Linked DNA regions of Homo sapiens: region 2 is linked to region 1. The links are chromatin contacts, found by Hi-C or POLR2A ChIA-PET in ENCODE. All regions are on one chromosome and are shown on one strand. The core of a region is the stretch at or near the end of the contact, and the rest is flanking DNA. Distances in the headings are between cores, read along the strand shown.

Evidence for each region. Hi-C counts contacts between places; a loop is a spot of excess contacts on that map. ChIA-PET counts read pairs that join two places held with the same protein, here RNA polymerase II (POLR2A). Pooled maps may share reads with other maps.
Region 2: a pooled map shows a loop between it and region 1 (2.2-fold over the local background). The contact joins two enhancer-like sites. A Hi-C loop is called at or near these places in 1 of 50 pooled maps. POLR2A ChIA-PET finds 5 or more read pairs at or near these places in 4 of 52 experiments (AG04450, BJ, H1 and 1 more).

What each region holds. Positions count from the first base shown.
Region 1 is chr17:76,790,075-76,792,983 of GRCh38, reverse strand. It overlaps a transcript of MFSD11 not described here. Among named protein-coding and RNA genes, the nearest start is that of LINC02080, 7.5 kb to the left of the region's middle. Within about 2 kb of position 1,408, at least 12 of the 41 ENCODE cell types and tissues checked have a DNase peak (open chromatin) inside an H3K27ac peak, as active enhancers do.
Region 2 is chr17:76,695,402-76,698,310 of GRCh38, reverse strand. The region is part of intron 1 of MXRA7 (matrix remodeling associated 7); the gene reads left to right. Among named protein-coding and RNA genes, the nearest start is that of MXRA7, 14 kb to the left of the region's middle. RefSeq lists enhancers at 1-50, 51-604, 605-1,158. Within about 2 kb of position 1,435, at least 17 of the 41 ENCODE cell types and tissues checked have a DNase peak (open chromatin) inside an H3K27ac peak, as active enhancers do.

The sequences.
Region 1 (2,909 bases), core at 159-2,658:
CTCCCCTTTGAAAATCACTAATAAAAACTTGCTGGTTTTGCAGCTTGTGGGACATCAAGGAACCTACCGACATGTGATGTCTCCCCCAGATGCCCAGCTTTAAAATTTCTCTCTTTTGTACTCTGTCCCTTTATTTCTCAACCCGGCGGATGCTTAGGGAAAATAGAAAAGAACCTACATGACTATTGGGGGCAGGTTCCCTGATAATCTTCCACTTTAAGGACCTGACATTATATTGGGCCCATTCAGCTAATTCCAGATAATCTCCCCATCTCAAGGTGAGCTGATTAGCAGCCTTAATTGCACCTGCAACCTCAATTCCCCGTTACCATGGAACTAACATATTCACAGGTTCCAGCAATCAGGACATGGACAAATTTAGGCGGGTCCTTATCTGCACTTACCTGCTCTGCCATCTTGGATATGTTACTTGATCTCTCTGTGCCTTGGTTTTCTCATCTATAAAATGGGGATAATGGTTTCTAGTTGATAATTACTTGTAACATGCTTTAAAGAGAGCCCGGAAAAAAAAAAAAGAAAGAAAAGAAAAATAAAAGAACGCCTACACCGGGTGCAGTGGCTCATGCCTGTAATCCTAACACTTTGGGAGGCTGAGATGGGTGGATCACTTGAAGTCAGGAGCTCGAGACCAGCCTGGACAACATAGTGAAACCCCCTCTCTACTAAAAATACAAAAATTAGCTGGATGTGGTGATGCAGACCTGTAATCCCAGCTACTCAAGAGGCTGAGGCAGGAGAATTGCTTGAACCCTAGAGGCAGAGGTTGCAGTGAGCCAAGATAGTGCCACTGCACTCCTGCCTGGGCAATATAGTGAGACTCTGTCTCAAAAAAAAAAAAGGGTGCCTGGTATGTAGGTAAGCACTCAATATATATTAGTGATGTCTCTAGCAGAGAAAATTCGCTTTGGAAGGTCAGGCCGTGGAGGGCACCATGGCACTGTATGAAATGTGCTGGGCTCATCTAGCATATTAAGGATTCAGTGTTGAATAGACGTGAGTGCCCTGCACTGGGCTATTCTTCTTTCACTGGTTTCAATGGTTTCTGATCCAGAAAGGGATAAAATGAAAGAGTTGATCTCTCGGGGCGGGGGGGAACACAAAGAAAAAAGAAAAAAAAAAAACAAGCAAAAAACCAAAACCAGCTGTATAGCAAACCCAAAGCGCTTCATTCTGCAAAATAATGGGACAGGCCAAAATGGTTCCTAAGTCAAAGGGTTTGCCAGAGCCAAGGCAATGTTCTTTAGTGGAAAGCAAGCTCTGGCTGCCAAACAAATCATTTCCTGCAGAATAGGGTACAGCTTGGGGGGCAGCCACCTGTGGGAGGAGAGCCAGCCCAGACACCCCGTGCGGCTCCCCCACGGCACATGGATTCAGCAGGCTACCTCCCCAGCGCGCCAACCACAAAGAAGTAGAGAAGAAAACATCTGTTTTTTCCTCAACATGTTCTCACAGTGTCTACAATATGAGTCATCAAATTGCTTTCGGTTCAGTGACAATTATCCCAAAAGATCCCTTTCTAAGATATAAAACTGAGAAAACTAAACCAATTTAAAAAAAAAAGTTAAACAGGCTTAGAATGTAAACAAAAAAGACTGAAGAATTGGAAATATCTGACAACATTTTCAGGAAGTAAAAGAAAGAGGACCTGTGAATTGAAACGAAGTCAAAAATAAATGCTCAAAGGAGCCTCCTCTGGACTAGACTTCTCTAAAGCTGCAATCTGCTTGTTCTCTAAATTATCACACAGAAATAGGGCAGAACTACTCTTGATAAGAACATCAAAACTTCCAGATTTAATAGCAGCTCAGAAAACCAGTAAATCATAGCCCAATGCTGCAGGGAGGTGTCCAGGGCACATTCACACTATTTGCACACAAAGTTAAAAAGAAGGTCAAGTTTGACCTTCTACCTTCACACAAATATACATCCTAGTATTAAGATTTAGTATATTGTTGATCAAGGACCAAAAAACACACAAAACACACAAAATGTCAAGTTAGAATATTTCTTTTTTTTTTTTTTGAGATGGAGTCTGGCTCTGTCGCCCAGGCTGGAGTGCAGTGGTGTGATCTTGGCTCACTGCAACCTCCACCTCCTAGGTTCAAGGAATTCTACTGCCTCAGCCTCCCGAGGAGCTGGGACTACAAGGTGTGTGCCACCACGCCCGGCTAATTTTTGTATTTTTAGTAGAGATGGGGTTTCACCATTTTGGCCAGGATGGTTTCGACCTCTTGACCTCGTGATCCCAAAGTGCTAGGATTATAGGCGTGAGCCACCACGCCCGGCCGAGTTAGACTATTTCTAGGGAATATGTTTCCAATATTTATCAAGAAATATGAGTTTTAGGCCGGGCACGGTGGCTCACGCCTGTAATCCCAGCACTTTGGGAAGCTGAAGCAGGTGGATTGCTTGAGCCCAGGAGTTCAAGACCAGCCTGGCCAACACGGCAAAACCTGTGGTGGGTATGGTGGCGCGCACCTGTAATTCCAGCTACTCGGGAGGCTGAGGCACGAGAATTGCTTGAACCCAGGAGGCAGAGGTTGCAGTAAGTTGTGATCACGCCACTGCCCTCCAGCCTGGGCAACAGAGTGAGATGGTGTCTCAAAAAAAAAAAAGAAAGAAAGAAATATGAGGCCGAGGCCGAGCATGGTGGCTCATGCCTGAGGTCAGGAATTTGAGACCAGACTGGCCAACATGGTGAAACCCTGTCTCTACTAAAAATACAAAAATTAGCTGGGCGTGGTGGCTCATGCGTCAAGAGGCTGAGCCAGGAGGATCACTTGAACCCAGGAGGCAGAGGTTGCAGTGAGCCAAGATCACGCCACTGCACTCTAGCCTGGGCAACAGAGTGAGACTCTGTCTCAAAAAAAAAGAAAAAAAAAAAAAAG
Region 2 (2,909 bases), core at 186-2,685, 95 kb after region 1:
GTGAGAGCATTGTCAGGCACTGTGGAGGCAGCCCTGGGCCCGGCCCATTCTGGGGTTGGGGGGCCTGGGCAGGCCCCTTGTCGCCTTCCTGTTATCTCCATCCTTGCCTGCTGCAGGCAGGGGAGGGACAGGTGTCCCCTTGGGAGTTAGGAACGGCCTGCCTCCTGGAGCCGCTGTCCTCTAAAGTCATTCTGGATTAGCCAGTGGGATTGGTGCAGTCACAGCATGCGGCAGCTCTGGTGGCCACAGGGCCACAAGAGACCTTCTTTGCACTGCCCCACAGCAGAACCATCTCCTTGGGCAGCAGACACGCAGGCAGAAATCTGTCTCTATCACTCTCTCTCCCTCTGTTAGTGTTCTCTCTCTCTCCCCTCCCCCCGCCTTATCTATCCCTCTCTTCTCTCCCCTCCCCTCTCTCCCTCTCCCGACTTCAGCACTTTGCATCACGCTTGAATTAGCTTGAATCAGCCAGGGCAGCCATAAATGGCAGCGTGCAGCCTGCAGGGCGTGAGCTTGGTTCACTGTGTCTCCCAGCTACTGCAGCCTGGCCGGGCCCCTCAGCTTGGCCTCCGGGGCACCCTGGTCCTAGGCTCCTAGCACTGGGGAGGCTGTCAGGAGGCACGTCCCGTTTGCCTTCCCCCTCCCGCCTCCACCTCCTCCATTGGAGGGAAAAGCTGAATTAGAAAATTATCCCAGAACATGACATTAAAATGTGGTCTCTATTCAGTCATAAAATGCTGAGACTCTGATCAGTGAAGTGATGGAGCTTGGGCTCAGCCCAGCCTGCCCTGGGGACCAGCCAGGGTGACGCCAGCTGCCTGTCTCAATTCACTGTTTCCATGAAATTGATTGACTTTCATCAGAAACATGATGTATTCATTTGCCAGGGCTGCTATAACAAAACACCACAGACCGGGCACCTTCAGCAACAGACGTTTCTTTTCCCAGAGTTCTGCAGACTGGAGGGCCAAGTTCAGGGTGTCCGCAGGTTCGGGTCCTCCTAAGCCCTGTCTCGCTGGCTTGCAGTTGGCCGCCTTCTCCGCCTCCTCACATGGTCTTTCCTCTGTGCACTCACAACTCTCATGTCTCTGTGTGTGTCCGAGTTTCCTCTTATAAGGACAGCAGTCCTTGGGTTAGGGCCCACCCTAATGGCTTCATTTTAACTTAATCACCTCTTTAAAGGCCCTGTTTCCAAATAGAGTCAGGCTGAGAGGTAGTTGGGGCCAAGGCTTCAGCATATGAATTGGGGCGTGGAACACAGTTCAGCCCATGAGCCGAGTAGCCTGAACACTCCTGGGACCAAGGGCATGGACAGGAACTCCGCGGTGATGATGGCCTTGGGTGAGGTTTGAGTCAGCGCTCGAGCAGCTGCTCTGTTCCGTTTCCTTTGAGACCTCAGGAAGAATCAGCTGCGTACTCTGTTGGGTTCGTGCCGCCTCCAGGAAATGATCCTGGTCGCACCCACCATGGCACAGCTGCCTGATGGTGGGGAGGACTCAGACCATGAGACCCTGGAGAGATTGCCTTTGGCTGGCCGCACCTTCACGGATTCATTCAACGCTGAGCTGAAGGCCAGGTGCCTTTAGCATCGCAGTTTGGGCCTTTATCATCTCTCCCCTGAGCTCTGTACCCTCTTCTCATAGTTCCTCCTGCCTCTTCTCTTGCCCCATTGCAATCCTCCCACCTCAGCCTCCCAAGTGCAGCTCTCACTCTGTTTGTCCGTGTTTATTTTTTTCGTTTAAAAAATTTGTATTGACACCTGTTTATTTTTTATTTTTATTTATTTTTTTAGAGGCAGGGTCTCCCACTGTCACTCAGTTGGAGTACAGTAACATCATCATAGCTCACTGCAGCCTCAAACTCCTGGACTCAAGCGATCCTCCCACCTCAGCCTCCGAAGTATCTGGGGCTACAAGCACATGCCACCACCCCCGGCTAATTTGTTAATTTTTTATAGAGATGGGGGTCTCACTTCATTGCCCAGGTTGGTCTCAAACCCCTGGCATCAAGCAGCCCTCCCACCATGGCCTCCCAAAGTACTGGCATTACAGGTGTGAGCCACCGCGCCCAGCCTTGTTTATCCCTGTTTGAAAGTTTCAGGTGGCTTCTCACTTCCTGAGGAATGAAACCAAACGCTTTAGTGTCCTGTATATGATCTCTGTGGTTGCAGACCCTGCATTTCTGCACACTGTTTCTTTCTTTCTTTTTTTCTTTTTGAGATAGAGTCACGCTCTGTCACCCAGGCTGGAGTGCAGTGGTGCGATCTCGGCTTACTGCAACCTCCGCCTCCTGGGTTCAAGAGATTCTCCTCCCTCAGCCTCCCAAGTAGCTGGGATTACAGGCACCCGCCACCACACCTAGCTAATTTTTGTATTTTTTTAGTAGAGAGGGGGTCTCACCGTGTTGGCCAAGCTGGTCTTGAACTCCTGGCCTCAAATGATCCACCTGCCTTAACCTCCCAAAGTGCTGGGATTACAGGCATAAGCCACAACACCCAGCCTCTGCACACTATTTCTGACTGTGTCACACCCACCCTGCAATCATACCCAAGTCTGTAGAGCCACTGGAAGAGCCGAGGTGTTCCGTGCCTCCATGCCTTTACATGGGCTGTGCACTCTGCCCAGATGCCCTTCTCTCTACATCTGCCTGGCAAGCCCATCTCGGACCCAGCGTGGCTTTCTCATCCACTCTGAGGCCTTCTTTGCTCCCTGCAGACACAGCTGAGCTCCCTTTCCTCCAGGCCCCCACCGTGCACACTCCTGAAAACATAGCTGCAAATTTGATTGTGCCAAAGCGGAAGGAAAGATGGGCGTGCTATGAGGGAGGCACGAAGGTAAAATCCTTAGTGCCAGCTCTCTGTTGAGCACAGCCTTAGACGATGGAGCTCTGGTATTTCGCACAAGGTTTTG